Regions from separate parts of the Mus musculus genome. Here region 1 is linked to region 2. Evidence: chromatin loops called from intact Hi-C (ENCODE). Cell type or tissue: heart. All regions are shown on one strand. Each heading gives the region's core, and the rest is flanking DNA. Links, peaks and the distances in the headings are about the cores only.

Region 1 (16,126 bases), core at 3,197-11,196, 460 kb after region 2:
TCTGGTTTGGGAGTTAGGAGTGTGGCTGTGGTAGAGTCTGGCGGGAATGAAGCCCTAGAGTTGATCTCCAGCAGTGCCACCCAAAAGATCCCTCTGGTCTCTGTGCGGGTCCCTTTCTTTCCTCTATACCCTCCTTTTTAGTTCCCTATGCCTTGCTTGACCAGAGCGTTGTTCCGTGCTCCTCATCTGACCAACTCTGTTACATTGCCTTATATTTTGCATTTAGATCTGGTGGCCCTCCAGACAGGAACAGCTCCCTCGGGTGTTGAGTGAGCTAGGCACCAACTGGAAGAGTGAGAGCTGAAACGGGTTGCCTGAGGCGGATCAGAACTCAACTGATGCTCTCTGGGATTGCCGGGCAGCGGACATTCCTCCGGCCCCTCCATCTGGGCTCCTGTGAATAGGAGGGGCCGGGCAAGCAGGCCAGCTGGGCTATGATTTGGTGTCTCCGTCTGACCGTCCTCAGCCTGATCATCAGCCAGGGGGCTGACGGTGAGCCAGACCCAAGGGAACCAACAACTCTGTGTTACCCTGGGATATTACTGTTTCGCAAGGGGTTATCTGTGAGAATTTGAGTGTAGGAGAGGGCTAGGGCTGGCTCAGAGAGGTTGGGGTTTGCCCCAATCGTGCAAAGTCTTAAGGAAACTTGAGAGATGTTGATGACGCCTTCCCCCTCCCGCATCTCATTTTGATCCCTTGCTGTTCCCTCGTGCTACCCACCTCATAGGTCGAAGAAAGCCTGAGGTGGTCTCTGTGGTGGGCCGGGCTGGGGAGAGTGCAGTGCTGGGCTGTGACTTGCTGCCTCCAGCTGGCCACCCCCCTCTGCATGTCATCGAGTGGCTGCGCTTTGGATTCCTGCTTCCCATCTTCATCCAGTTCGGCCTCTACTCTCCCCGAATTGACCCCGATTACGTGGGTAAGAGTTGTCCTTAGGTGGGAGGGGGAGTGTCGCCAACAGAAGGTGGGCCAAGTAGGCTGCTCTGTGCCCTCTCCAATCTCATCTCCTGCTCTGCTGCTCTGACTGCTTAGCAAGCATGGCCCTGCTACCCTCCCCCCCCCCCCCCATCATCGTGCTCATCCATTGAGGGACTGACTCATTTGTTTATACACGATGCATGCACACATTAGAGCTCTGCTCTTTTAGCTATGGATGGCGTGTTGCATGGGAGACGCGACAGCTGTATTTCAAGTATCCATCCTAACTTGCTGATTGTTTGACCCTCATCTCATGCAACCTTCCAGACTCCATCTTGATCCTCTAGAGTTTCCCCCACTCAACCCTATGCTCGTCTCTGGATCTGTTATCTGCCGCTCTACGTCATCCCCTTCCCTGCCGACCAGAATGCCAGTTTGGAGGTTCCAGGCTTTTAGGGAGTGGGCTAAAGGGACAGCAGAGTGGGTAGGGATGTGGGCTCTTTGAGTATGAGGAGCATAGACTGATTCTGAGCTGCAGAGAGCGTGGACACAGACAGGGGTTACTGGAGCCGGCTCCAGTCAGTTCCCCAAAGGTATAGGCATAGATAGGATGGAATGGGTCTCTGCTTCCAGAGGCTACAGTAGAGGCATACTGTATGGGTCTCCCTGGAGTCTTCTACTGCACCCTAGCTTGTTCTTAATCCTGGATGGAGCCTTAATCTGAGCGACTTACTACTGTAACGTCTCAGAGTGCCTGTGGGAGGCCCTAAGGATGGATTTGGGCTGCGGGGCAAGAAAGAGATGGTGCTTCGTTTTCAGAACTGAAACCCAGAAAAGGTCACCCGGGAAGATGTTGTTGGGGTACCTTTTCTGCCTCTGGTTTGAATCCTAAGGGAAATCTTGGGATTGGCTGAGCTGAGAGAGGAGGAGGTGCTGGCAGGTGCCCGCCCGCAGGAGAGAGTTTATTTTCAAACTGGGGGCAGTTATTGGCAAACAGCCTACTCGGGAGTGTGTGTGTCTACACAAGCCCTGGGGACTTGATGAAAGGGGGCCCCAATTAGCAGGAGGAGAGAGAATTGGTACAGGCACAGCCGGCCTTCCTGTCTGTGCCTGCCTGTGCCCAGGGGGCTTTGGCTGCGGGGCTAAAGATGGACAAATTCAAATTATTGCCAGGCTGAGGCAAGGGGGTGGGGAGTGGAGAAGATGTGGAAAGGGCTTTCCTTCAGACGCCACCTGGAAGATGTGGGGCTCTGCCTTTGCTCCAGCATCAGTCGGCTCTGGGCTCTGAGCAGACAAGCTAAGAGATGGCTAACTCCCTGTCTACCTGTGGATCTTCTCTAGCCTGCAAACCGTTGTGTTTCAGCCCTACTTCTAGCCTTTGTTCCCATTCCTGCCGGTGAGTGGCCTGTAGCTCCTGAGCAGCCACAGGGTCCTGCTTTGGTGAAGACCCCAGAGGGAGGCCTCTAAGCCCATTAACCCTTTATTGCTTCACAGTTCAGAAGGGGCCTCTCTGGCCTTTGTGCAGGGGACTCACAATTGCAGTTGCTAAGCAACAGGAGGTGGAGGTTGCTGAGGACAATGCTGTTCTGTCATAAACCCTGTGGGCAAGTGGAGGGGAGATGGCCTGGGACCGCCATGAGGCTGGTGGCCTAGAATATGGGGGAATAGTAGCCCTGGGACCCACACTGAAGGCAAAGCTGGTTTTAGGGGCTCTAGAAACTGTGGGGTGGAGGATCCTGGATATGTAAACTAGTAAGGAAGTGGTAAAAGACAATATAAAGAGATCTAGGACTGCTAGATTAAGTAAGCTACTATATTTAAAGCATTTAGCATAGCACTTGGGTGGTGTGAAAGGAATTGGGGACAGGCAGTGTCTGGATCTGTGAGACTGGCTTTCGGACTGTGTTTCCTGGGAGTTTCAGGGATGTCCCAGCAGAGCAGATGGACTTGTGCTTTCTGACGGCCCTAAGTTGCTTAGTTGCTTGGTGAAATCAATTCCGATTGTTCCAAGCTGACTCTCCTGATCTCCCCTTTCTGCCTTTGATCCTCCCAAGCTGTCTGCCTCGCTACATCGTCCCAGAATGCCTCCTCATGGCCCTGGCTTCATAGTGCAGTATGTGGGCACAATCACAGTCGTGATTTGAACTTCTGTGTGGACGGACGTACACTTGTCTGTGTTCATGGTTACATTTAGTGTGGGCTTCTTGCCTTTTCAGAGCCCAGGAGATCAGACTCTCCTTTTCAGGCACTGCATGTAGGCAGGTCTGATATCCCTTAGGTTTGACCTTGTAGGTGGAGGGCAGGTCTATAGGAGGTGTGTTCAGGACACAGGAAGTCACAGAACTGCCACTCTGGTCACCTTGTTTTGAAACACTGCAGCTTTTCTGGACCTCCTAGGGAAGTTGGTTTGTACAACATGCTGCTCCGAGTATTCTGGCTAGCAGACATGAGGATTGTTAGCTGGTGACATTTCCTGAATGGAATCAGAGATTGTGCTCAGTGCCCTGAACATCAGTGGATTCTAATGGCAGCGTTCAGCGGAGAACGCTCTGCCTTGGTGGACCCGGCTTGATCTCCTAATAGCTGCTTGATTTTGGAAAGAAGGTTAACGCCAGTGCCTTCATCGGTGATGGATTTTGGGGAGGATTAAATATGGTGACAGTGTCTAATATTACATAGCTCGTCTTCAGTGCTCAGCCTTTCTGTCTTCGCTCTGGAGCTCAGAGATCACCACGATGAAAGCTCCTATCTTGTGGGACCTGGAGGAGGCTGTGGTCTGGGCTCTGCTCGGCTCAGTGGTCTGGGCTCTGAGTAAGGTGAATGAGGAATCCTGCAGGTTTGAGGAAGGGTATTCTGTTAAAGATTTACCTGGGTGGCCCATTTTTATCTCCTGGGTGGGGATTATACACCTAGACTTATAAGTAGGCCCACCCATTCTAAAGAAGCCACACCCCAGGGACTAACTGAGAGATCACTGACGACTAAGCTCAGTAGCTACCCTAGATCTATGACTCTCATCTTTCCCGTGGCTTCAAGGAGCACACAGGCTGAGTTTCTGCTTCAAATAGGCCACCCTAGAAGTAGAGTGGAAACAGCTTGGAGGAGTGGGTGGTACCCAGGATTGCTACTATCACTATCAGGGATGGCTGGGGTAGGCCGAGTGCTGAACAGGTACATCATCTGGGAGCTATATTTGCCTGTCCTGTGAATTTTAGAAAATACCACTCGTTCACACCAAAGGGCAAAGTGAAGATGGGCAACAGCTAAGTGTAGGGGGTACAGAGCCAGTGGATAACCCTGGTGAGAGACACTGCGGGGCTCTAAGGTGGAAGATGGCAGGGAGGGAAATACTAATTCTTAGGAGGTGGGATCTGCAAGATGTAACAAGTCAGTAAATGGCAAACGGCGACAGGAATCCAGGTTGAGCCAGGCTCCTCTTCGGGCAGCCTGATGCATGGTGGTTGGTGCAGTTCACTGATGTAGAAGAAGAAACGGAGGTGATACGTTATCAGATGAGGGGTGGGGCCCAGATTGAGTGTAGGCTTCTGGTTTCAAAGATGCATCTTACTTATTTGTGTAACAGCCTTTTTGTGAGCCTCCAGCGGTGCCAGGTGCTACACACCTCCCCTGCATCATCTCCTGCCTTCCACCCCATCCCAGTTTCTCCCTCTCTTATTTTGACTGAGGAAACTGAAATTGACAGGTTGAGTAACTTGTTCAAAGGAACATGTGGCTGAGCTGGGCTTGTGCCTGGGTTCTTTGGGGCTGCCAAGCAAGCACCTTACTCACGTAGACTGCACTGCTAGGGATGTTTCAGGCTGTCAGGGTGCCGGGTTCCCTCAGAGGAGGGTCCTGAGGGACTGGGCGAGCACATCTCAGTCAGCCTAGTGGTCTGCTATGGACCATGCTGGGAATGAAAGGTCTTTTTTGTGCTGTGGTGTGTGGCTTTGTGGGGCTGCATGTGGTCAGTCAGCTGGGGCGTAGAGGGGCTGGGCTGGGCTGGGGAGGCTGCTGACGCTGCTGCCTGCCTGGGTTGGACTCTGGCCACTCTAAGGCGCTTAGGCCGCTGATAATAGCTCTGGGAGATTACAGGTTTTGGTAGATGAGGTATGGGTCCCTGGGAGGGCCCCAAACACAGCTAGCGATTTCAGGGACAGAGTCCTCTAAAAGCAGTAGTATCCCCAGAGAACTTATATCTTGGTCTTAAAAAGTACCCCAGGGATGGTGAATCTTGTAGGAGACCAAATGCTGGTTCTTCGCTCCTTCCTCGAACGGTCCGGGAAATACAGAGTATTTCAGCACAACATTTAGTCCGCTCAAGAAGCCTTGAGTGTTTCTGGTCTTGTCTGGGTCTCAGCTAAACATAGCATTCTGCCCTCAATGGCCTCATTTCCTTCTGCTGCTCTGGAGACCCTCACACTTGGATGACAGACCTAGGCTATTCTCAACCTCTGGGAATGACCAGTGTGACCAGGACTGGAAAGCTTTTACAGAGCCCCTTCCTTCATTCAACACCCTTGATTCAGGACTTCCCTCCTCACAGGACGAGTCCGGCTGCAGACAGGAGCATCTCTCCAGATTGAGGGGCTCCGGGTGGAAGACCAGGGTTGGTACGAGTGCCGTGTGCTCTTCCTGGACCAACACAGCCCTGAACAGGATTTTGCCAACGGCTCCTGGGTGCACCTGACAGTCAATTGTATGAAGTTGGGGAGCAGGTGGTGACAGTAGGGGGAGAATGATGGGGACCCTGGTAGTGAAGGGAATGAGCGAGTTCTGTGCCCTACCCATCCTGGCATGTGCTCACCATGCTAGCTCATTTACGGCTTGCTTCTTACCTCTGCCCTCCCTCACACCCTCAGTTCTTCAGATAAAATCCAATCAGCCCATAGGCTCTGAGTCGGGAACTTTCACTCCTTGGTCAAGGTCATAGTTAAGGTATATTGGGCCCTGAATGATGCAGCTCACCCGTGCATAGTTTCTCCCTCTCCACTAGAAGGGAGGCAGTTGTAATCATTCCCATTTCATAGGTGAGACTGAGGCAGAGAATCAGGTAGAGGTAGTGTGATGAGTCTAAGACCCGCCCCTTCTGATTCCCAGACTTCCCTGGGCACTCGGCTCTGGCTCTCCCCCTAGTTCCCGTCATGCAGCCTGTGTTCAGCTGTAGCAGTGTTGGGATGGTCCTGGTAGACAGGTGACCCTGGGCTAGTCCCGTGTACCCCGGGAGCCTCCAGCTCTGAGAGGAGTTCTCCGTGGGTTTTGAACTCTGCTTTGTGGGATGATAGCCTTTCTGGCAGCCCCTGATGCCTCTTTCCCTCACAGCGCCCCCTCAGTTCCAGGAGACACCTCCCTTAGTTCTGGAAGTCAAGGAGCTGGAGGCGGTTACCTTGCGCTGTGTGGCCCGTGGCAGCCCTCAGCCTTATGTGACTTGGAAATTCCGAGGACAAGACCTTGGCAAGGGCCAGGGTCAGGTGCAAGTGAGTGGGTCAGCTGGATTGGGAGGACCAAAGGGGAAGAAGGCAGGAGAGGAACAGAAGCCAAGCCCGGGGATGGGTCGGAGGAGGGAGGGGTTTTCCATCGGCTTCCCCGAGGTTGAGGCGCTGTCTCCCTCTGCTGGCCAGCTCTGGAACTGCAGGGTCTGAGGCTGACCAAACAGGAAGGGCCTTTCCTTAAAGATTCCTTACCTAGGTGCAGAATGGAACACTGTGGATCCGTCGGGTGGAGCGAGGCAGCGCTGGAGACTACACCTGCCAAGCCTCCAGCTCCGAGGGCAGCATCACCCACGCCACCCAGCTGTTGGTGCTAGGTGCACTTTGGTGGAAGGGCAGGGGAACCGGGCCACCTATAGTAGAAGACATGATCTCTACGGGGGTGAGGGTGGGGTGAGGGGGTGAGTACACGGAAGATTGGGAGGAGGCTCATATTTGAGGGACCCCTGTAGGGTGAGAGAAAGGATGAAGAAACGGTCAGCTTAGTGCCCAGCAGTGCATTACAGTGGAAAGGAAGGGGTGCTAAGGGTTAGCCCATGAATCGTGGGACCCTCCTGAGTCCTGGTTTTGTGATCTCAAAAAAACAAAACAAAACAAAACAAAAAAAAAAAACCCAGAGGTTCTTATCAACCTCTCCCAGGACTTTGACATATCGCCCATGTGTGCTGAGCTCTTCCTTTTGGAAGGAAAGGCAAATGAGGCACGCGAGGCAGACATCCATCTTCATAGCGCCTGTGGGCGAGAACCGATTAATTGATGGCCCACTGCAGTATCGTTCTCCTTGGTACTTGAGAAGTACAGCCCTGGGTAATACAGTTAAAGCCAGAGACCCTGACATGAGGAAGGCCCACCAGGAAGTCTCACCTCCCTTTCTGACCTCCCTGGACCCTCCCGCACATACAGTTTCTCAGCAGAAGGAATCAGGGTGGGTAGGCTTGCCTGCCATGCCTCGTGAAACAGGGCTGACTTGGAAAAGCGAGTGGCCTCTGGAACAGGATGGGCTTTTATCACACATCCCAATTCGGGTCCTTAAGGTCCTGTAGCAACTTGGCCCATGACTACAAAGGGCAGAACCAGGAAGAGGTGTAGAAAGGCCCTGAGGGTTCTGGGAATTCCGGAATGGGCTGAGGACACCTTTCTGCCTTGGTACTTCTCCCAGGACCCCCTGTCATTGTGGTGCCCCCCAGCAACAGTACAGTCAACTCCTCTCAGGATGTTTCCTTGGCCTGCCGGGCTGAGGCATACCCTGCTAACCTCACCTACAGCTGGTTCCAGGATGGTGTCAATGTCTTCCATATCAGGTAGGGCAACCTATCTCTTGGGTAGTGGAGGCAGGGGATTGATGTGTAGTCTCTGGGAGAGCTCCTTGTCTAAGGACTAGGTTCCTCCTCACACATACCATATTGCAGCCGCTTACAGTCTCGAGTGCGCATCCTGGTAGACGGGAGCCTGTGGCTACAAGCCACTCAGCCTGATGACGCCGGCCACTATACCTGTGTTCCCAGCAATGGCTTTCTGCATCCACCGTCAGCTTCTGCCTATCTCACTGTGCTCTGTAAGTCCCCATGCTCCTTCCACAGCCTGCTCCTCCGCACTGAGACAGACTGATGACCTTGTCCTCCAACTTGTCTCTGCATTCCTCCAGACCCAGCCCAGGTGACAGTCATGCCTCCCGAGACACCCCTGCCCACTGGCATGCGTGGGGTGATCCGGTGTCCGGTTCGTGCTAATCCCCCACTACTGTTTGTCACCTGGACCAAAGACGGACAGGCCTTGCAGCTGGACAAGGTACAGGCTTGTGACAGGGGATGAAGGTCTTGGCTAGGTGTTGTTTTTGTCAGAGGGCCAGCTGCAGCTCAGCGGGAGGCTGAGTTTAATTCAGCGCTGTGGTTGGGAAACATGTTTCTTACCAGATGCCAGTGTTAGGCAGTGACTGTGGAGGTGAGAAGAAGTATCCATTTCCCCAGAAGAAGTATCCATCCTTGGAGTGTTGCCTTGAGGCAGAGCTGCCACAGAGACTCTGCTGTCAGGCCAGGGAAGGAACAAGGCTTTTGTTTTTAGGTCCGGTTGGGGATAGACCAGTAACAGATCCTGGGCCTTTGGTGAGGTGGTAGGTCTTGAAGAGTGAGCTGTCATTCCATGCAGAAATCCCTTTGCAGAGGCCGTATAGTGTGCTGACAAAGTGATGAATCGGGCAGTGAGGGGGAGCCGCAGCTGGCACCTGTAAGGACTTGAGAGGTGTAGAAAAGGCTGGAAAGACAGGTTGGGTCCTAGAGGAAGAACTGCGTGCCAGCTTAACATGACCTCATTCCGAGTTGATTGGGATCTTTTGTTTGTCTGAGGAGACTATAAATTCTTTGAGGCATCCTGTCTTTCCAACTGAGAGTCTCTGGGGCTGTAAAGTTGTAGCACTTGGTGAATGTGTCATTGAAAGTTTAAAAAAAAAATCAGCAGTGAATTTTGGCTGGCGGTGGTGTTGTGGTGTTAGGACCGTGGTTAGGAGTTGTTAGGAGCAGAGCCCCAAGGCTGTGAAGTGGCCAGTGTGAGTCCAGGTGAGGGGTTACTCAGTCTGAACCAGAGAGGGCCTGAAAACAAGACAAGACAGAGCCAAAGCTTTCCTGCTCGGTCCAGAATGACAGACAAGTTAGATGCAGAGAGCGAGGGGCCACGCTTCATCTAGGAGAAGGGGAGGTTTTCTTATAGAAGTGGATTGGGAGATGCAGAACTGAGCAACGGAGTGCCGAGAGGGACAGTCAGAGTATCCACATGGCTCAACTCGAGGGAAGCCATTCACACTATTCTCTGTGAGTGACACCAGAGCTGTGTTGTCACCGTCTCACATCCCCTGATGGAACAGACAGAAGTGGAGGACCAGAGTCCAGAGAGAGGGTCAGGCCAAGACCCAGAGCCGATGGGTTGATTTCCTGAAAAGAGTTTCCTGTCTCTCCTCCTCTCTCGAGTTGCCTCTCCCCACCCCAGCTTTGCCTCTGTTAAGTTTCTCTCTCTATTTGTCATTTCCTCTGCCCTCTAGTTCCCTGGCTGGTCCCTGGGCCCAGAAGGTTCCCTCATCATTGCCCTGGGGAATGAGAATGCCTTGGGAGAATACTCCTGCACCCCCTACAACAGTCTTGGTACTGCTGGACCCTCCCCTGTGACCCAGGTGCTGCTCAAGGTGAGGCCCACAGCAAACCTGCTGTGGTACGGCCAGGTGGCTGAATGTGTGTTCTGAACCATGTCAGCAGGGTGGAGTGAGGCAGAGAGCTGTGGGAGGGGCTCCTACCGTCTGTTTCTTGCGGTGGTCATAGCAACAGCCAGCAGAATACACAGAGATGATACTGGGCAGTAGGACATCAGTCACGAACACATTCACGAAATGAGATATCTGTCTCGTCTCAGTCCCACAGGGAATAGAGCAAAGGGGAGAGAGAGCATGATCTGTAGAGATTCAGCTATCTCAGAGAGTCCTGCTCCAGCCCGCCATTACCCAGCAGTCCTACCTGCTGGGGGCAAAGACACAGAACTAAGAGATGGAGAAGGAGACTAAGACATTATGACAGGCACCTGGGAATGGGGGACACCAAAGCTTAGAGGTGGAAGAGAGGCTGTGAAAGAGGCCCCTCCCAATACAGATCTGGCCTGCAGGCTCCCCCGGCTTTTATAGACCAGCCCAAGGAAGAATATTTCCAAGAAGTAGGGCGGGAGCTACTCATCCCGTGCTCCGCCCGGGGAGACCCTCCTCCTATTGTCTCTTGGGCCAAGGTAAGGCTCCCTGGTCCTGACTCAGCTCTACCTGGGTCCGTGCCCACTCTTTCCCTGGCTGTGTTTTTGGAAAGGAGGTTCAGGTTTTCACAGGCAACATGGGGAGGGGCACAGGTTACTTGGAGAGATGAGTGGCCCCCTTGGTGAGGGGTGGCTGCCTGTGTCTTCAGGGCTGACCAGTGGTTCTGTAGGTGGGCCGGGGGCTGCAGGGCCAGGCCCAGGTGGACAGCAACAACAGCCTCGTCCTTCGACCCCTGACCAAGGAGGCCCAGGGACGATGGGAATGCAGTGCCAGCAATGCTGTAGCCCGTGTGACCACTTCCACCAATGTATATGTGCTAGGTTAGTGGCCCGGGAGGGGGCTGGGGCTGGGGAGCCACAGGGAGATGGGAGTATTGTTTTGGGGGGTATAGATGGGTTTTGTGGGTATGGGATTCCCCTAAGGTAATGGGTGGAGAAGAAAAATCTCCAACTTACTCTTCCTTAGCCCTACTTCAGGGTCCTGATCACCCTTCCTCCCTCCATTCCCCCTACCCAGGCACCAGCCCCCATGTCGTCACCAATGTGTCTGTGGTACCTTTACCCAAGGGTGCCAATGTCTCTTGGGAGCCTGGCTTTGATGGTGGCTATCTGCAGAGATTCAGTGTCTGGTATACCCCACTGTGAGTGATCCGTTCCTGACTTCACCCTGGACCTACCTGGCCCTCTGCCCTTTCTCCCGTCCCTCTCTATGCCTAGCCACATGCTAGCTCTCTGGCTCATTTTCATAGATTCTTAACATTCAGGGCTGAGGTTCTGAGACTTTGGTGTTTGAGCAGAGGGGTGAGGTTGGCTCTCTAGACCCCACACCATCCCAATCTTCCTTGCTGACAAGATCTTCCTACATCCCCCAGAGCCAAGCGTCCTGACCGAGCCCACCATGACTGGGTATCTCTGGCTGTGCCTATCGGGGCTACACACCTCCTAGTGCCAGGGCTGCAGGCTCACGCGCAGTATCAGTTCAGTGTCCTTGCTCAGAATAAACTGGGCAGTGGGCCCTTCAGTGAGATTGTCCTGTCTATACCAGAAGGTAAGAGGTCCCCAGCTCCGTGCGGTACAGAATAGGATGAAGAAGTGCAGGATGCATGGGATGGGTGGGGAGACCTGGGAGATGGGGCGAGATGCTGAGCAGCTTGGGGTTCACATAGGATACAGAAATGCTATAGCAGAATATGTGGGTATTTGGCGTTGGGGAATGACAGGGTGGAGGGACAGGATGCAGGACTCTGAGACTCCCAACCCTCCTATCCCTCACTTGTCTGTCTCCCTGTTCCATTTAGGGCTTCCTACCACACCGGCTGCCCCTGGGCTTCCTCCAACAGAGATACCACCTCCCCTGTCCCCTCCTAGAGGTTTGGTGGCAGTGAGGACACCCCGGGGGGTACTTCTGCATTGGGATCCCCCAGAACTCATCCCTGGGAGGCTGGATGGCTACATCCTGGAGGGACGGCAAGGCTCCCAAGGCTGGGAGATCCTGGACCAAGGTGTGGCGGGCACAGAAATCCAGCTGCTGGTGCCTGGCCTCATCAAGGTGCGTGCTGGAGGCAACATAGCGAGGGAAGGGCCAGTCTCCTCTTCTTTCCTAATTCCCTCTTCTCATCCTGACTTGGCCATTTTCACCTCCTGTCCTACCTCATTCTTACCTCCCAACTGCAGTCTTCACAAAAGGGACTATGGTGGGCAGTGCTGGTCCTGATCTGCTCCATGGCCCTCCACCTCTAATTCCCAGGACGTTCTCTATGAGTTTCGCCTCGTGGCCTTCGCTGATAGCTACGTCAGTGACCCCAGCAACGTAGCCAACATCTCCACTTCCGGTGAGAACCCAGTGTGGGGAGGATGAAAGTTGCTGGGGGTCCTATGGGGATTCTCCGTCCACTGATCCTCTCGCCCCGCCCAGGCCTGGAGGTGTACCCCTCCCGCACACAGCTACCAGGTCTCCTGCCCCAGCCTGTATTGGCTGGTGTTGTGGGTGGAGTCTGCTTCTTGGGCGTGGCGGTCCTTGTGAGCATCCTAGCTGCCTGCCTGATGAATCGGCGCAGGGCTGCCCGACGCCACCGAAAACGTCTGCGCCAGGGTAGGTGCCATCACTCGCCTTGCCTAGGCTGCTCTTTCCCTTCCACCCTCATCACCGGGGTCCTGAGGTACTCCTAGGCCACTTGAAGGGTTGGCCACTCACCGGCTGTCTGTCCCTTTTGCATGGTCCTGGGCAGCATCCTTCCTTCCATTGTGGTACCTGGCCCCGCATACCCTTTCCTGTTAGTTGGGAATGGGGCTGAGGGTTACATTCCCCCGGGGCTCCGGAGGCTCTTTACCCAGATCACTTGCTGCTCCCCCGTCCTTACAGATCCGCCTCTGATCTTCTCTCCACGTGGGAAGTCAGGCTCACAGTAAGTCCCTTTACCTTTTGTGGCTAACTCCTGTCTTCCCACCGCTTCCCATGTTTACCTTCAGAAGAAATTGGAAATTCAAGGGAAGTGGGAATAGGAGTGTGTTGGCCCCAGGACTAGTGCTACACCATTCCTCTTCCACACCCACCACCTGGCCCTGCCTGCCCTTGCTTGCTCTCCCTAGCTCTGCCCTGTTGTGCGACAAGCCTCGCAAAGCCAGACCCCAATCTTCTGTCCTTCTTCAGCTCTGCTCCTGGCTCAGGCAGCCCTGACAGCGTGACCAAGTTCAAGCTCCAAGGCTCCCCAGTTCCCAGCCTACGCCAGAGTCTGCTCTGGGGGGAGCCTGCTCGACCGCCTAGCCCTCACCCGGATTCTCCACTTGGCCGGGGACCCTTACCATTAGAGCCCATTTGCAGGGGCCCAGATGGGCGCTTTGTGATGGGACCCACTGTGGCCCCCTCACAAGAAAAGTTATGTCTGGAGCGCTCAGAACCTCGGACCTCAGCTAAACGCTTGGCTCAGTCCTTTGACTGTAGCAGTAGCAGCCCCAGTGGGGTCCCACAACCCCTCTGCATTACAGACATCAGCCCTGTGGGGCAGCCTCTTGCAGCCGTGCCTAGCCCCCTACCAGGTCCAGGACCCCTGCTCCAGTATCTGAGCCTACCCTTCTTCCGAGAGATGAATGTGGACGGGGACTGGCCACCTCTTGAGGAGCCCACGCCTGCTCCGCCTCCAGATTTCATGGATAGTCAGCCCTGTCCCACCTCATCTTTCCTTCCACCACCAGACTCACCTCCTGCAAATCTCAGGGCAGTGCTTCCTGGGACACTGATGGGGGTCGGGGTCTCCTCAGAGCCCCCTTACACAGCTTTGGCTGATTGGACTCTGAGGGAGCGGGTCTTGCCGGGCCTTCTTTCTGCTGCCCCTCGTGGTAGCCTCACCAGCCAGAGCAGTGGGAGGGGCAGCGCCTCCTTCCTGCGCCCTCCCTCCACAGCCCCCTCCGCAGGGGGAAGCTACCTCAGTCCAGCTCCAGGAGACACAAGCAGCTGGGCCAGTGGCCCAGAAAGGTGGCCCCGCAGGGAGCATGTGGTGACAGTCAGCAAAAGGTAAAGGCAGTATCCACTCGTTCTTGCCCAGGCCCTCCACCCTGCCCTGTCATTCCAGATCACCGATATCCCCACCCCCATACTCTTCCCCTTCCATTGTCCACTCCCACCCTGAGACCAGAAGACCCCTTATCTTGGAAGTTCTGCTGAGGTCCAGGAAGTGCAATCTGCTTTAGAGGAACCTCCGTTCACACTTTTCTGGTTACCGGCTACTCCTCTGCCCACGCTTCCCACCTGTCCTTTATAACAGGAGGAACACCTCTGTGGATGAGAACTATGAATGGGATTCGGAATTCCCAGGGGACATGGAGCTGCTAGAGACCTGGCACCCAGGCTTGGCCAGTTCTCGGACCCATCCTGAACTTGAGCCAGAGTTAGGTATGTGGCCCTCTAAGCTGGCTGTGCTCTCCCACACCCGCTCTCCCATGCTCTGAGCTGGTCTGTTTGTTTCCCAGGCAATTCCTGAGTCTCAGGCTCCCTGCCCTGCAGCATCTCTTGTTCCCTAGGCTCCCTGTGCTGCACGCAAAGGCCTTTTGGAGCCTCAGGACTCAGCCCTTCAGCCAGTGAGTCACGGCATCTCTTCTCACACAGTCCTGTCTTCCCCTTGAAGGTGTCAAGACTCCAGAGGAGAGCTGTCTCCTGAACCCAACCCATGCTGCCGGCCCCGAGGCCCGCTGTGCTGCCCTTCGGGAGGAATTCCTAGCTTTCCGCAGACGCAGGGATGCTACCAGGGCCCGGCTACCAGCCTATCAGCAGTCCATCTCTTACCCTGAACAGGCTACTCTGCTATGAGCCCGCTTAGTGTGAAACTAAGAAAGGCTTATATGGATTTGCAAAGGAGTCCAAGACTTTGGCTCCAAGCTGGGGCACTGCCCCTACCTCTCTGTGTCTCGGTGGCCTGGTGGTAGGCTTGAGTGAGCTTGGTATAGAGTTGGATGTACTGACTCTTTAATTAGTCTGGGAGCTGAACAGGAATGTGTGTGTGTGTGTGTGTGTGTGTGTGTGTGTGTGTGTGTGTGTGTGTGTGTGCGTGCGCGCGCGCAAGCGCGCGTTCGAAAGTGGTGTTTATGGTGTGGGTGCAGGTTTCTTTTTTTTAAAAAACAGGTGAATAATAAATGTCTGGAAACCGTTTCTCTGTCACCTCTCTTTGTGTTTAAGAGAGATGAGGAAGTCCCTGGATATGTACAGAGAGGGTTCTGAATGGGACACATTCAACAGTCATTCAAGAAAAAAGTTGTTGAGTGCCTAGTAGAGATCTGCTGTTAGGCCAGAAGCCATGAGAAAATAGAGAAATCACTGGGATAATGCCTTTGTCCTTGGGGAGTTCTCGCTAGTCACTGAGGCCAACTACGCACTGTGATAAAGCTGTAAGCTGGTTATCACATTGGCACAAAGAGTTCAGTTTGAGTCAATATTTAGTAAATACTTAAAACATGTGGGGATTCCTGGGACACTCACAGGAGACTGCTCAGAGTTCTTTCCATGTCCCGTCCACCGCCCGGAGTTTATTTTGTAGACTGGGCACGGCAACTAAAGCCAAAGGTGCTTTTGTAATTGACCAGAAGCCACACAAGCAGGTAACAGGCAGAGCAGGTGACGGGGCAGTGAAGGAAACCCACTTTCGGGCAGAGGAACACCCTAAAGGCACAGGGGACTGAAACTTGACATTCTGTGGGTCTGAGCGGGACTTTGGGGAATAGAGAAGTCAAAGGTCAGGGTGGAACTGGCTGCTGTTCTTTTAAATATCAGGCTCAACGGGGGACTCCATAACGTGAAGAAAGAAAAACACTGGTGGGTTTTAAATGGGGAACTCCGCTAACTACAGCCTGAAAAAGTAGGTGTTCTGGACACCCCTCAACTATTGCTCTTCACTCTTAAGGGGTAGAAAAGTGCCTGCCAACTTCCTCCACTAAGCCCCCGCCTCCAACCCTCCAAGATCTAAGAAGAAATGTCAATTTATTAAATGGGAGATGGAAGGGAGAGAGAGAACTGGGTCTGAATCCCAGGTCCCAAGCCCTACCACACCCTCAAGGCCCCGGGCAAGGAGTGACCTCACTGTTCTTTTTTTTTTTTTGCCCGGGCTTGAAGTTAAATGGCAAGCAGAACCACGTGGGGGTGCTGTCCCAGCCTGTAAGCACCAGACCTATTACTCCTTACTCTATCCTGTAGGAAGGCGCTTCCTGGACCTGAATTTACAAAAGGCCGGCCTTTTTGTAATAGTAGGCTTCTCATAGAAACAGGCCTGCGATCCTGAGCTAGCTAGTCTAGGCAGAAAGTTTCCTATTAGGATACAAGTCTATGGCTGGTGAATGCAGGTTGAGGATCCCCTGGGCGGAGACCTTTTGCAGCGGCGCCAAGGACTCCGCAGGTCCTTTACGGCTCATTCCTGCCTACTGACCACCTATCTTAAGCGCTCCAGCATTCCACGCGGCGG
Region 2 (16,126 bases), core at 5,174-13,173:
CATCCTCACAGCCCCAGGGTGGGGGCAGGATCCTTCTCCTAGCAGGGGAGGGGCAGAGTAGCAGGGAAGAGCCCACAGATAGGCTCCTGCCAGGGCACCTGAGACTGACTAAAGCAGAGCTGAAGAGCAGAGCCCCACCCCTTCCCACCTTCTATAATTCCCCTCAAGGTAAATTATGCAGGCAGTGAGGAGGGTACCCTCCAAATCCAGACACTGAAACACTCACACACACACACACACACACACACACACACACACACGCAAACATGCAAACACACACACACATGTGTGCGCGCACACACACTCTAGTTCCCCTTCTGAAACCTGGAATGGTTCCTGCCTGCCCCACCCAGCTCCACCCACCCTGGCCAGGCAGGTTCTGTAGAGACCTGTTCCGCTCTCCCTGGCACCCCTACCCCCCATGCAACTCTCAGAGTCCCTGGCCCAACCCAGCACTCACACATACGCTCACACACAAACACAAGCACACCCCCATAGCATCCCATCCCCTAGATTCCCATCCCTGGTCAATCTTGGGCAGGATGTTGAGGGATGAATATTCCCTTTGACAACTTTCCCAGGCTGAGGCTATAGGGAGAGAGAGGACAGAGGCAACCAGGACTAAAATGCCAGGATGCTCTATTTAATTTCCCCCACCCACAGGGGTTTGAGCTGCTGCCTCCCAGGCTGTGGCAGAAGAGGCCCCTCCCCACATACCAGGTGAGGTGTGGAAAGAGTAACTTTTTTTCCGGAAACTGGAAAAAGGGCAATAGGAAGTAAGCGAGCTCTGCTGACCCACAGGCCCACTTCCTACACACGCACAGTCAAACAAAATGCCACCCAGCCTTTCAGTCCTACATAGGCCTCAACTGCCCCTGGCCCCAAGAGACCTCAAAGCCTGCTCACCCAGCCCCTGCCTCAAGGCAGGAAGAGTTAGTTAGGAAGTCAGCCAACCTCAGGCTGGCAATGTGGACCAGGAGAGCTGAGACGTGGGGAAGGAGTGTGTGGAAGAAAGACATATGGGATGCCATGGGTGACGGTCGGATTGTATGGGGAAGCAGTAGAGTGAGCCTCAAGGTGTGAGACCCAATGGAGGGAGGGGCAGGGGTGCGGGGGGGAGGATTGCCAGGCCTGGGTTTCTCCATAAAACCTCCACCTACCTCAGCCCAGGGCCACTCATATCGAGGAACACTGAGAAGGCCAAAAGAGTTGCAACCAGCCTCCACCCTCCTAACAACACCCGCCTCCCTCACAGAGCGAGCTTCTCACTCTTCCTGAAGATTAGCAACTCCCCCATCTTTCTATGTGCCACTTCCATTCCTGGGGTAGAGCAGGTGACAAGATATGTGTTTCTGTTCACACTTGGCTGGCTTTTGAGTTACCACATCAGACCTCAGGCTCAGCGCCTGTTTCTGTCCGACCTCCTCCCTCACCCTAATAAAACCAGATTCCCCCATTCACAAACCCCCTCTTGCCTTCTGTCCAGGCTGGGGGAGCCAGGGCACTGCTGAGAGCAGAACTTGAAGTCCTACGGTTACGACTGTGAGAAAAACCACAGGACAGTGACAGCCATGTCCCTCTCTACAACAATGACAGCCATATCCCTTTCCACAGACTCCTTGAGCTATGGAGGTGAAGCTTAAGTCTCTTTGCAGAGTCAGGCTACAGCTCCACACAGGTAGAAAGCGCTTCCGCTCCCACAGGAACCTGCAGTGACTTAGACGGTGAGGCGTTCCTCCAAGGAAAAGGCTGGGCTCCTCCCTAAGACCCCATAGGGTATCATCCTTAGAGGTCTCTACTCGGCAGGCTACCTGGACTTGTGTTAGCTTTTCGAGGGGAAAGAGGGATTAGTCACGTTCAAGACTGAAGCCAACACTGAGCAATCAGAACAGGGATGGCATCATGGGAACACAAAGAGACTTTGAGAAAAGGAAGCCCAGAGAGCAAAGAAATCACAGAGACCAAGAACAGCAGTTAGGAGCTACATCATCTCTGAAGACTTTCCTGCTTTCTCCAAGCTCATGTTCCTGTCTGTAAAATGGGGACAATGGTTTTCTATATAATAATGTACCCAGTAAATCACAGAAGCTAAAACACAAAGCGCTCAATAAGGCCAGGTGTGTTGGCCACATGCCTTTGCGATCCCAGCACTTGAGAGGCAGAGAGACAAGCTGATCTCTGAGTTTGAGGCCAATCTGGTCTACAAAGGAAGTTTCGGGCCAGTCAGGGCTACACAGTGAGACCCTGCCGTAAAAAGGAAAGAAGGAAGAAAGGAGGGAGGGAGGGAGGGAGGGAGGGAGGGAGGGAGGGAGGGAGGGAGGGAGGGAGGGAGGGAGGGAGGGAGGAAGGAAGGAAGGAAGGAAGGAAGGAAGGAAGGAAGGAAGGAAGGAAGGAAGGAAGGAAGGAAGGAAGGAAGGAAGGAAAAGAAAAAGTAAGTAGGTAAAGAGATAAATAGATGGATAGATTAGAAACTGATGCTCAGGGCTGGAGAGATGGCTCAGCAGTTAAGAGCACTGGCTGCTCTTCCAGAGGACCCAACTTCAATACCCAGAACCCACAAGGCAGCTCATAACTGTTAGTAACTCTTGTCCCAGGGAATCTAACACCCTCACACAGACATACATGCAGGCAAAACGCCAATGTACATAAATAATACAAATTAATAAATTATTTTTTATAACTGATAGTAAAAGGTTGGTCCCCAGCTTTTAGGTACTGCATAGCCAAGCCTTCTGCTTCTTTTCCTTATTGCCTCATTATGAGAAGTAGATTCCACTCATAAGGAAGAATCAACTTTGGATGCAGAGACGGCTCCTCCCCAACAGGAACGTGGGCCAGGAACTAATCGCGTGCGGATCCATCCCATGTCTCAGGAGCTCTCTGGTCCCCCAGATCCTCACTCTTCTCCTCCCTCTTCCTCAGAGAGGTCAGGCCTAGGATCCACTGGCTTCCCATTCTTTTCCAGACCCTCATCCTAGCTATGCATCGATGGGCAGGGAAGGAGGCCCCAAACCTCCTGCCCCACCCCAGCCCCCAGACACTGCCACTCTCCCCTCTCAGGGCCCCACCCTGATTACCAGGATAGCCCCAGTATTGCTGATTCCAAGTTTGCTTTTCCCAAACCCATTCCCAGCTGTCTTGTCTGTAATTACCAACCTTGCCAGGGGCATAAGACTGGCACCGCAACAGCTCATTTCTAAAGAGCCCCACCATTTAAGCCTCTGCCTCCCACTCTGTACTGAGCAGGGGTAGGGGGTGGGGAGAAGAGATGCAAAGATCCTGCCTGGCACACTGCAGGTCTCACCAGATCTCAACAGAGAAGGTGACAAAGGGCTGTCAAAGGCCAAACAGGGTAGAGAGAGTCAGTCCGTCCGCTATCAAAATCACATGGAGCACAGGGCCACCCACCTGCAGAGGGCGGGGGCTTTCAGGTCAACTCAGAGAGGGAGGAAGTTGATCAGAGGCAAAGCTGGAAGTTGAATCCCACAGGGAGAAGAGCAGAAGCACACAGGTGGGAGCTGCCAGGAAAGAGGAGGAAAAAAATAGTCTGACAATACTGCCCCAGCCTCTCCTCTCCCTGATGCCTCCTCCTCCACCGACAACCACCACAGGACGGGACGGGACGAAAGGAAAGGGATCATTAGTTTTGTTTTATAGCTAGGGAAACTGAGGCCAAATCGCCACTTTGCACGTCAAGATCCAGCAGTACCAAACACCCCACAGACATCCTTGCTCACAGCTCAGCCTCAACCAACAAGCCCACCAGTTCTCTCCCTATCTTCCTAGCCTTTAAAAAGTGGTTAAGAACAGCCAGGCGTCGTGGAACAGGGCTTTAATACCTGCACTCAGGAGCCAGAAAGGAAGGCAGGTCTCTACAAGTTCCAGGCCAATTTAGTCTACATAGCGAGTTCCAGGTCAGCCAAAGATGGAAAAAAAAAAAAAGACTTTGCCTCAAAAATAAATAAATAAATAAATAAACAAATAAATAAGTAAATAAATAAATGGGATAAGCTAAGGAATATCCTGTGTAGTAGAATATTACTAAGCCATAAAAAGCATTACATATACTATGATGTACATACATACATACATACATACATACATATGAGTGAGCCTTGCAAACATTCTGAGAAGAGGATGCCAGACATAAAATGATGAAATTTAGAGAAAAAAGCCAGAACAGGCAACTCCACAGAGACAGAAGGTAGTTTGGGGGTAGTCAAAGACTAAACAAGAGGGCACGGGATCAACTGTATGTATGTCCGCAGTTCTTTCAGAGCTAGTGAGCATGTTCCACAGCTGGACAGAGATGGTTGGATCATACTGTTTGTGCACTGAATTCCATTCTCTTGAAAGAAGTGCATTTCATGTTAACTTTTAATAGTGGCCAACACATCTCCCTCAGGAACCTTGCCCAATACTGCACCTCAGACAGAACCAAACTCTATGCTGCAAAGGCCTCCAGAATACACCTCCATACGGCACTAAGGGGCGGGGGGGGGGGGGGATCCGGGGATTGACGTGTCCAAGCGTGTTTCCCCTGTGAACAGTGTCTCTTCCCCACTCCATCCCCCGGGTTTCACACAGCACCTGGCAGAGAGTGGACTGTGCTGAATATGGTCTGCCAGAGGAGAGAAAAGACAACACATAGCCTCACTCCCTCACCTACTCCATCCATGGATCACCATCCAAGCCATGGCAGCCAGGACTTACTAAGTCATTCCGCTGTGTCAGACGCTGAGGAACACACTCTCCCCAGGTTAGCTCACTTGGTCGTCATAAACCTACCAGGAGGAACCTATCACCAACCTCATGTCACAGGTGAGGCTTCCAAAACTTAGCTGTTTTATCTCGGGTCACAGAATGGGGATGCAGCGAAGCTAGAAGTTCAGAGCAAACTGTCATCAAAGGAGAGAGGTCTCAGTGCAGGGTGGGGACTTGGGATTCCTTGGAGTATGGTGTCTTAAACCTCCCAGGAGGCTAGGGCATGAAGCTTTAATTACATGCACCAGGTCACACTGCTCTTAGCCCTAAGTGAAACTGGCTGCCTCTTCCTTTGGGCCTCATAATGTAGGAACCAGCAAAGGAGAAAAGCGGAGTCCCTGAGCCTCAAGGGAATGAAGGACCAGGGAAAAAGAAAGATCTTCCTCCTCCAAGACCTCCAGGAAGGTGAGGGAGCAGACACCAGAGAAGGCAGCTCTGCAGGGGGGAATTAGAGAAAGTACAAAACAGGACCAAGACAATGGCGAAGGAGGGGCCAGTGTGGCCATTGGCTCCCAGTCGGGAAACACTCTTTGAAATGGCACTTCCCATTGTCTGACCACAATTCCTCCTCCTTGGAGGACAACTCCTACTGGTAGGGAGCATACACTGGGCGAACAAGGTATGCAGAAAGCCAGGCCACTTGCCTCGGACAGGGGCACCTTGCAGGCCCTGGGAAAAACCATCTGATAGGTGCCTGGCTTGAAGAGATGGGACACTGGGCGGGGACAGAGTTTTCATAGCTGCCTCTTCCTGCCCCAATGTTTTCTAGCCCTCTCCCCCTCTTCTCCCCAGGCTTTATGGAGGGTAGGGATCTCTGAGGGCTAAAGATGGAACATTCCAACTGCACATGCCCATTAGAGACCAACATTCCAGTGGCAATTACCCAGGACCCTAATGGGCATGTGCAACTCCAGCCCCCGTCTTAAAACCAGTGTCTCCGCCTAACTAGCCTCTGGCAGCAAGAAGAAGAGTTGAGAATGTGCAGCTGGGAAGAAGGCTTGGGTCCCAGAGGAAATGAGAACCCCTGTCTTCCCGTCACCCCAAAAAGGAAGGAACAAGAGCAAAGGGAAAGGAGGTAGCTGCTACCTCTCAGGGAGGAAGAGATGTCTATCCCCCAGTCTGACTTTCACCCGCTCTCACGAGGATGAATACAGACCCTTTTCCCACCAAGTGGACGTCTGCCCTCTTGAAAGCTCAACTCCAACAAACATAAACGGACACACATTTACACAGAAACACACTCATATGCACACACTTGAACGCGTGTGCACACACACACTCTCAGACACACATACATGCATGCACACATATACACACACATATTCACACACACAAACACTCCATCCAGAGTGTGCTTCTAATTTTTAAAAAAACTGCAGGATAAACTACTTGGACCCACTTGCAGAAACTCCCAGAGAAGCACCCCATGTCACTTTATCGACCCTACCGCTCCCTGCCAGGCCTCATGCCTTGGTGTATGCCGCTTCTAGCCTCCAGCCCACACCCCTCAGGATCCTAGAGGCAAGGCAGAGTTGGAGGGCTCTGAAGTAGCCACCTTCAAGATGGCTTTCCAAGAGAGCCGTGGCCTCAAAGAGAGTAACTGGGTCAGAGAAGCCAAGCGTATGGCCTCAAAGGGCACTAAAGCCCAGCCTGTGACAGCGAGGAAGGCCACTATTATGTCCTTGACTCCTGAACCCCAAAATTCCTTTAAGACGACTGGGCTCCTCCACCTCCCCAGCCCCCACAACACACACCAGCTCCCAGAAAAGTCCATCTCCCCAAATAAACATCACCTAAGACAACTCACTACTCACTACCCCCCCCCCAATGCACAATCCTCACAGGGGTCTCACACACTCAAGACACTACCCTTGAATCTAGGCAGGGCCATTCAAATCCTGCAGACAGCCTTCCCTGTGGGCTTTCTGCCAGGAAAATCTGCCTGCAGAGACAAGAGGTACCCCCAATACACACTCAAAATACACACTAGCAAAGACGAGCACATATCCACAGCTATCCATCAGTACAGGTTACTCACAAGAGCACAGATTCACACACACACACTCACACCCCTTCCCACCACACAGGTGCATACACACCTACCCCATATATGCCTACCACCCATTCAGCTTTTATAAACCCACCTTCTCTAATACCTGCCCATCTCTTTCCCATAAGCCCCTCTCTCAGCACATACACACACAGACACACACCCCTTCCCTTGAGTATACACACAAATACATACCCAAATACACAGCAGATGTGTGTGGTCAGCTCTCTCTCTCTCTCTCTCTCTCTCACACACACACAGAGAGAGAGAGAGAGAGAGAGAGAGAGAGAGAGAGAGAGAGAGAGAGAGAAACATCTACACATCCAAACCCAGGGCCCACCTGCAGGAACACGCAGTACGTCAAAGCGTATATGCACACACACACACACACACACACACACACACACACACACATACACACACAAAACAAAGAATCATGCATACTGATCCCCCAACCAACCCTTTAAAACTCACTAATGCAGTGCTTAGGACCTTCGATGAGTAAATAGGACAAGGGACAAATATGATGTCGTTGGTTCCCCACACACACCCCAACACACATTCACCAGTATCGCCGCAAGTCCCATCCTTGGGCTACACACACACACTGCTGTGCGGGGCCATCTCTCAAGGATCCACTCTACCCCCTAAACACATACCTGCCCCTTCCTCCCCACACTCCAAAGGTGTGTATGCATCCCTACATACCTTCAGCTTCCAATACCTCCAGCCTCCGATCCTTCCACGGCCTCTCCCACCACCTCCAACACACGCTACCCAATCCCCGGCTTCAATGGGTTCCCTTGGGATCGTTCAGGCGCCCGCCCTGGGCCCCCCGGCCCAGGAAAGTCCCCGGCTCTTAAGGCCTGGGCTCCGCCCCTTCCCCATACGCCCCTTCCCCTCCCCAAAGTTGGGGTTACTCCGCTGTGCAGTGGAGGACAGACCGGAAGGGGGTGCCTCAAGCCCCCCTTCCCCCAGAAGCCATCCTGCTTTCTCCAGGGCCGGGCGCTCCCTGGTCTTTTGCATGGTTTCCTTCTTTTTTCTGTTGCTTTCTTTCTTTCTTTCCTTTTTTTTTTCCGCAAACTTTGCCCGCGCCCCCGCGGCCCGCCACTCACCCGCCACTGCGAACAGCCCGGTGGACTGGGCGCACGCCCCACTCCGCTCCGCGCCTTTGTATCCGCAGCGCACCCGGTCTTTCCGAACTCCGCGCTCCAGAACCGGCAGCGCGGGCGATGGGGGTTGACGAGGGGGGCTCCTGAGGTCGCTCACCCCGGCTCCGTCCCAGACCACTCGCCTGTTTCCCCCTCGAGGCCCCGGGGGCAGGGGGCCGGAGGGGACTGCAGGGCACTCAGGCTCCCATGGCGGGACCCAGAACCAAGCAATCGGGGATCAGGAATCAGATCTGGAGCCGGCGGCGGAGGGGGAGGGGACCAGAGGGGGAGGGGACCAGAAGGGGGCAGGGGGCGGGGAGAGAGCTCCCAGGTGCCGCCTCCCGGCTGTTCCCGCAGCCGCCGCCCCTCCCGCTGCTGCGTCCATTGTCTGCGGCCCGGCTCTTCCCCGAGTCGCGGCACCCCCAGCCCTGCGCCTGGCCATGCCCTGCGCCCTCTGGATCCTGGGAATCCGCTCCTGGCTTCCAGACCTGGCCAGGAAGGTGTGCTCGAAGCTGCCTCGGCTCTTGGCTTTGGTCCAGCCCGCAGCCCCTCTTGGAGCTGTCTTCTTCGACCCCCGATTGAAAACCTTTCCCCTAGGCCCTGATGTTGGCCATATTCTCTTCTTTAGAACCACAAACCTGGTCTCACAAACTCCAGTGGAATCTGAGACGTGGGGAAGATTGGTCCCCTCCGGCCTAGAACTGCGAAAAGGGTCATCCCTGATATTAATTAGTGACAAGAGACAGGCCCCTCTCCCATGTATACGGTATTTCCCTGACACCATACCCCTCCTTCTTCCAAAAATAATTTAATTACTCGGTGTTCTAGCTGTGAGCGAAGACCGCCTAGTCAGACTGGGACGCTCACTCATTAACACGTTTTCCTCCCCTCTGGTTTGAGTGTTGGGATTAATTACAAAGGGAATCCTGCCCTAGGGGAGAGGGGGAGGGGGAGAAGACGAGGGCCCGCGACTTGGGGCACCAGAGGAGAGGGGGGCCTTCTCCCAGGAAGCCTAGAGAGAGAGGAAAAAAAAAAAAAAACCCGGGTGGATGCGGAACTCCAAAACTTTTGGCTAATTTAGCTTTGCAGGTAGGACCCAGGGAATGTAGGCTAGAATAAAATATCTGGCACATTTAGGGCATTTCCAGTTCAGAGCACACTAAGAAACAAACCAGTTAGAGTTGCTAAAGTGCCTAGGAACCCAACAGGGACGAGCCCACCATAAAGTAGCTGTGGGAAGGCCAGGTTGCCCTCGGAGTGAATGAAAGCAAAAGTATTATTACATTATTACATTGCTGCTAGTACTATTTACCTTGTAACCTGCCACTTACCTAGAACAGTGCCGCTTCAAAAGCATCTTCGAACACGTTTCCACACCCCCACCATCTCCACCTTCCAATTCTGATACCTGCCCCTCCCAACCCTGTGATTAAGAAATCCCAGAGAAGGCGACTCCCAGTCTCTGTTCCTTTCTCTAATGGAGTCTTCCCTAAAACTCAGGCACATCTCTGTTATACATTCGAACCAGTCCCCAAATGAGGACAGATTGTCTTTGTCCGCATATGGCTGTTCAAAGGTGAAGAAGCTAAACAAACGCTGCTTCCCTTCAGCTCTGCCCAAACCCTTGTTTCTCTCCAGCCACTGTTCCCGCATATTAGCAAAGAACTTAGCGTTAAGACGACGTGAATGAAATACAGTCATAGTTTCAAGTACCACAGTCTCTGCAAACACAATGACCTTCCTTCACCTACGTCTGTCATGTGCCAGGCACTGGACTGCTCTGGGGGTCCTGTAACCACACCAGGAATGCAAGGAAAGAGCAGAACAGTGGAAGACAGTAAAAGGAGACAGAAAGACCTCAGAGTCCCCTTACCTGTCCAAAGCACACCTCCAGTGTTGAGCACTAGTCTATAACTTGACAGTGTTAGAACTGCCACATTACGTTGCGGGCAGGATCTCTTTTATGTTTAGTGTAAATTATATTCACATTCTGCCAGCTTGTTTCCCAGACCCGGAGACAGGCCCCAAAGAATTGGAAATGAGTTTCTGACGTCAGAATTACAAATGACTTTGTAGAGCGGGCCCCAGCTGAAGTTTGAGATGTAAGTCAAGATGTCACGAACGTACGTACGGGAGACTTCAGGATTGATGTCTGTTAAGTGTGAAACGGGAATACACTCAGTTCTTCCTCTCCTCCCAGAACCAGATGTAATTGAGAAGTTACATCTGCAAGGAGAGTACTGCCTTAAACAGGTGTCTGACATTAAATGTAATCATTCTAGTGCTTCCTATCCAACAACTCTCTGAACAAGCCTCCACTCTCGCCCTTAGAATGAATTTCACACATCTTCAAATCTCAGAGAGTAGTGAAGCCAAGACCCAAAGACAAGGGTCAGGCATTCAGGATCTGAAGGACTTAGCCTAATTCTTTAGGAAGAAGAAGAGCACCCAGGTAGGTGGCATCTAACCACAATTTTCCCTTTGAGGAAAACCTGCAGAGTCAGAGGGAGGTTGGAAACTAGGGAGGCCAGGAACCTGAAGGAATACATAGGGGGACAAATTGGACTTTGGGGGTTTATTTGTTTCATTCCATAGTCCAGATCTCTTCTGGTAGTAAGGCTAGTTTAGAATTTAAAACCCTCCTGTCAGGGATGGCCAGATGGCCATGAGAATGAATGGAAATCTGCAACTGATGGGGGTGAGGAGGTAGGGGGCATATCCAGGAGGAGACAGAGATCTGGGATAAGGGAGGCACCCAAGATTCAATGGGGGTGTCCTTAGTTGTGAGTCACAGCACTGGGGATATGGAACATGAAGAGGCCACCTCCTGTAGCCAGGCAGGAACCCTAGTGGAACAATACAGACACCAACCCCCCCCCCACACACACACAAAACTTTTGACCCAAAATTTATCCTGTCTACAAGAAATGCAGGGACAGGGCATGGAGCAGAAACTGAGGGAACGGCCAACCAATAACCGGCCCAACCAGAGACCCATCCCAGGGCCAAGCACCAATCCCTGATACTATTAGTGAGACTCTGTTATGTTTGCAGACAGGAGTTTACCATGGTTGTCCCCTGAGAGACTCCACCCAGCAGCTGACTCAGACAGATGCAGACAACCACAGCCAAACAGTGGATGGAGCTTAAGGGACTCTTATGGAAGAGCAGGAAGAAGGATTTCAGGCCCCAGAGAGGATAGGAACTCCACAGGAAGACCAACAGTCAACTAAGCTGGACCACTGGAGCTCTCAGAAACTGAACTACCAACATAAGAGCATACACAGGCTGAGCCTAGGCCTCCCTGCACATATGTAATAGATGTGCAGCTTGGTCTTCATGTGAGTCCTGAACAACCAGAATGGGGCTATCCCAAAAGCTGTTGCCTGTACCTGGGATATGTTTTTCCAGCTGGACTGCCTTGTCTGGACTCAGTGGGAAAGAATGCACCTAGCCTCACAGAGACTTGAAGTGCCAGGGTAGGGGAATACCAGGAGGACCCTCACCTGCTGAGAGGAAAAGGGGAGGGTGAGGTATGGGAAGGATTGTGGGAGGGGCAGTGAGCGGGATGTAAATTGAATAGGTAAAATAAAAAATAAAATTTTTTAAAAGTAAAACCCCAAGCTGGAGAGATGGCTCAGCAGTTAAGAGCACTGACTGTTCTTCCAAAGATCCTGAGTTCCAATTCCCAACAACTACATGGTGACTCACATCCATCTGGAATGGGATCCGATGCCCTCTTCTGGTGTGTCTGAGGAGAGCAACAATGTACTCACATGCATCAAGTAAATAAATCTTTAAAAAAAAAAAAAAAAAAGTAAAAGCCTCCTGTCTTAGCTTCCCAAATACCACCGTGTCTGGCTTACCATTCTTGGATGTTGAATGCATAGACACTTATTTCTTCAAACCTTAATTCTATTCACGCAAAAGTTAGTAATGAGGTAACAGAAATCCCTCCACAGAAACACAGTGCCCCAGTAAATTTCTAGTCAAACTTCCTGCCCCTCCCTGTTCCATGCCTCAGCACCTCTGGGGGTTTTTTTGGTGTTTTGTTTTGTTTTGTTTTGTTTTGTTTTGTTTTGTTTTGTTTTGTTTTGTTTTGTTTTGTTTTTTCGGGAATCTTGTTCGGGGAGGGAGACTCCTAGTATCAAGGCCTTCAGTAAAGGCTTGTTTAACTCCTCACCACTTCATGGACTTGGACAGCAAGGATGGCCAGGCACACATCCCAGAGGTTTCCCACAGGCTGTGTCTATCAGAGAAGACTTAACAAGCTCTAGAAGTGAGAGTAGTTTCTTGTCTAGGTTTTTTTTTTTTTTAAGATTTATTTATTTATTTACTTATTTATTTATTATATGTAAGTACACTGTAGCTGTCTTCAGATGCACCAGAAGAGGGCATCAGATCTCATTACGGGTGGTTGTGAGCCACCATGTGGTTGCTGGGATTTGAACTCTGGAACTTCGGAAGAGCAGTCGGGTGCTCTTACCCACTGAGCTATCTCACCAGCCCCTTTTTGCGGGTTTTTTGTTTTCTTTTCTTTTCTTTTCTCTTCTTTTCTTTTCTTTACTGTGAAGAGCCAGCTTGACTACGGCAGCTCTCATACAGGAAAAGCATCGTCCATTATCGTCTTGGTAGGCAGACATGATGTTGGAGAAGGAGCTGAGAGTTCTACTTCTGGATCCAAAGGCAGCAGGCAAAGAACTAGTTTGAGTTTTTTGAGACCTCAAAGCCCACCTCTTCGTGACACACTTCCTTCAACAAATCCACACCTATCCCAACAAAGCCACGCCTCTTAATAGTGCTACTCCTTATGATGGGCCAAGTGTTCAAACACGGGCAGTTGTAAGCTGCCCAATGTGGATGCTGAGAACCAAACTGTGGTGTTCTGGAAGAGCAGCAAGTGCTCTTTTTTTTTTTTAAGATTTTTATTTTAATTTGTTAGTATATCTAAGTACACTAGAGCTGTCTTCAGATACACCAGAAGAGGGCGTCAGATCTTATTATGGATGGTTGTGAGCCACCATGTGGTTGCTGGGATTTGAACTCGGGACCTTTAGAAGCGCAGTCCGTGTTCTTAACCACTGAGCCATCTCTCCAGCCCAGCAAGTGCTCTTAAACCAGGAGCCAGCTCTCTAGACCCTCTCTATAAAACAAAGTGGGAGAAATAGTTCCTAGCCCATTTTATGAAGACAATAAAGAAAACCAAATCTGGCCAGGCTAGTTGGTGCAAGCCCATTCATTATCTTAACTATTCTGGAGGTTGGACAGAAGGATCGTGTGTCCAAGACCTGCCTAGTCTACAGAGTGCTTTCAAAGCCAGGATGAGCAACTTAGTAAAAGCTTGCCTCAAAATAAAAAATAAGAAGGAGCAGGACACACATGTTCAGACATCACACACAATGACAAAGGGGGGCTGGGGATATAGATCAGTGGTAGAAGAGTACTTGCATAACGTGTGCAAAGCCCTTAATTAAAATTCCAAAGGTGAGAAGGGATCGATTATTTCTATATACACTAGTTGTCTTAGTGGCTGAGAGCTGTCCTAAAAAATGTTTATGTATGTGAGTGTTTTGCATGTGTATATGTCTGTACACCTCATTTGTGGCCAGTATTTGAAGAAGTCAGAAGAACCCACCAAATACCCGAGAACTGGAGTTACAAATGGTTGCCAACCACCGTGTGAATGCTAGAATCAAATCCAGATCCTCTAGAAAAGCACCCAGTGCTCCGAACCTGAGTCATCTCGCCAACCCTCAAGTGTAATGTTAAAGGAATACAACACAGCCCTTAACATTAGAAATGAATGGGCTGATGAGATGGCTCAGTGGGTAAGAGCACCCGACTGCTCTTCCGAAGGTCCAGAGTTCAAATCCCAGCAACCACATGGTGGCTCACAACCATCCGTAATGAGATCTGACTCCCTCTTCTGGTGTGTCTGAAGACAGTACTTACATATAATAAATAAATAAATCTTAAAAAAAAAAAAGAAAAGAAATGAATACACAGGCAATGAAACAGTTTAGCTGGGGGACACTATTGCAAGCCTATGTTCCCGACTACTTGGGACAGTGTCAAAAGGATGGCTAAAGTCTAGGAATGCAAGACCAGTCTATAGGCCATAGAAAGACCCTGTCTCAAAAGCAGGGAGGTTAGTGGGGCTTGAAGATGTAGCCCCATGGCAGAGGTCATGAGGCCTTGGACTAGGTCATAAAACTACTTTAAAAATATTATTTATAAGAGCATAAAACATACACAATGTGAATATAATAAAATGTTTAGGGTTACATCTAACAAAAAAATGTTCAAGTCAAGTTCACTGAAAGCTACTGAACACTAATTAGAGCAATCAAGGAGGGTCTAAATCATTGAAGCAGTGCATGCTTTCACGGATTACAAGACTCCACAAATTAAGATTTTAATTTTCAGCTGATGTGTATGACGATGGTACACACTTGAAACCCCAGCGTGTAGGAGGCCAAGGCAGGAGGATCACAGCAAGTCAAGGCCAGCCAGGGATTCGTCTCAAAATTTTAGCGAAAGGGCTGGAAAAAGGCCTGGAGAGATGGCTCAGCGGTTTAGAGCACTAACAGCTCTTCCAGAGGTCCTGAGTCCCATCTTAGTGAAGCATTTTCTTAATTGAGATTCCCTCCCCTCGAGTGACTTTAGCTTATGTCAAGTTGACATAAAACCATCCAGCACAGGAACTTACTGCAAAGCCTGATGCCTGAGTTTGATTTATGGAACCCACATGAGGGAAGGAGAAAACAGACTGCAAGTTGTCTGGCCACATGTTCACCTAGCACATGTGCATGTGCAAAAATAGACATGTGTATGTACCTACATACTAAGATAAATGTTTAAAGCTTTACACATTTTTAATGTCTCAAATCTCAACATTCTCAAAACAGGAATGCAGTTCAGTTGGTACAGTACGAGTGAAGAGTTTAGCATGAGTTGACCCTGGGTTCCGTCCTTGATACCGCAAACACTGGTCATGGTTCTGTACACCTATAATCTCAGGACTGAGGAGAAAGAGAAGGGGGAGATACAGGAGGAGAAGAAGGAAGAGGAGGAAGAAGAGGAGATAGGAGAATCAAAAGTTCAATGACATCTTTGACTACATAAGAAGTTAGAGACCAATCTAGGCTACATGAGACCTTGTCATGTAGAAGGAGAAGAAGAAGAAGAAGAAGAAGAAGAAGAAGAAGAAGAAGAAGAAGAAGAAGAAGAAGAAGAAGAAGAAGAAGAAGAAGAAGAAGAAGAAGAGAAAAGAAATGAAAAGGAAGGAAGAAATCTATAAAAAATATTGCAAAGTAATATTTTAATTGACTTTTATTAAATATATGGGATAATAGAGTGATCCATGGAGAAAATAAAGTTGGATTGCTACCTAAATTTTAACATCTAATGAAATACAGATAGTAGGGCTGCAGATAAGCTCACTGGTAGAACTCATACTTAGTATGCATAAGGCTCTGAGTTTGGCCTCCAGTACCAAAGGACAAGAAACGATAAAACAGTAATAATCATTAAGATATGTAATGTTTCTTTCTTCCTGTTATAATTTTAGAGCAGAAAAGACTAAGACCCAAAATACAAACATTTTTTTCATAAACTGGGACTGGTAACTCTCGCCCATGAACCAGCTGCTCCGGAGGCTGAGGCAGGAAGATCTTAAGTACAAATCTTACCTAGGTTACAAAGTCCCATCTAGACAACTTGGTAAGAGCTTGTCTCAAAATAAGAAGTAAAAATAGTACTGGATATCTAGTTCAGTGACAGAGCTCTTGTCTTTCCTTGGTTTAATCCCTAACAACACAAAATTAACTAACTAAATTCGGCATGGCAAAAAGTTACTGTCTATCATCCTGTGGCTCCTGCAACTTTGTAATTCTAAAGACCTTAGAATGAGTTAGAAAATTCCAAACAATCAAACAGAGAAATAATATCTTTCACATTATATCACTTTACCTAAGAAGTACAATTTAATAGTTGGATAATATCAAATGTCAATGAAGTCTTCCTATCAAGGAAATGGGACTCAACATGAGCTTAGTGTGGATATAGATCTGCGTGTTTTATATGACAAGTTGCATTGTTTAAAGACTAATTGGTTTATGAGTGCTCTATTTGCATGTGTGCCTGAATAACAGAAAAGGGC

The links. Peaks named below come from ENCODE experiments on the same cell type or tissue, not always from the same donor. Only the 100,000 strongest peaks of a DNase experiment are listed, where the experiment ranks them.
Region 1: it touches region 2 in a loop (2.5-fold over the local background); 3 of 42 quality-filtered maps call a loop at or near these places.

Annotation. Positions count from the first base shown.
Region 1 is chr1:172,484,055-172,500,180 of GRCm38, forward strand. It overlaps Igsf9 (immunoglobulin superfamily, member 9), which reads left to right. Exons shown (of 21, transcript NM_001145800.1): 2 at 227-492; 3 at 728-916; 4 at 5,459-5,611; 5 at 6,235-6,389; 6 at 6,601-6,718; 7 at 7,561-7,702; 8 at 7,811-7,956; 9 at 8,047-8,189; 10 at 9,433-9,573; 11 at 10,044-10,160; 12 at 10,352-10,502; 13 at 10,699-10,822; 14 at 11,054-11,229; 15 at 11,480-11,730; 6 more. The coding sequence starts at 435. The coding sequence ends at 14,484. Among named protein-coding and RNA genes, the nearest start is that of Tagln2, 8.1 kb to the right of the region's middle. In heart, for the core only: a CTCF peak has its summit at 6,530 (motif pointing left); DNase peaks (open chromatin) are centred at 5,907 and 6,557; H3K4me3 peaks cover 654 bases; H3K27ac peaks cover 771 bases; H3K27me3 peaks cover 1,277 bases.
Region 2 is chr1:172,019,069-172,035,194 of GRCm38, forward strand. Vangl2 (VANGL planar cell polarity 2) reads right to left here and starts at 8,227. Exons shown (of 8, transcript NM_033509.4): 1 at 7,930-8,227. In heart, for the core only: a CTCF peak has its summit at 8,340; DNase peaks (open chromatin) are centred at 7,633, 8,233 and 11,043; H3K4me3 peaks cover 3,141 bases; H3K27ac peaks cover 2,544 bases.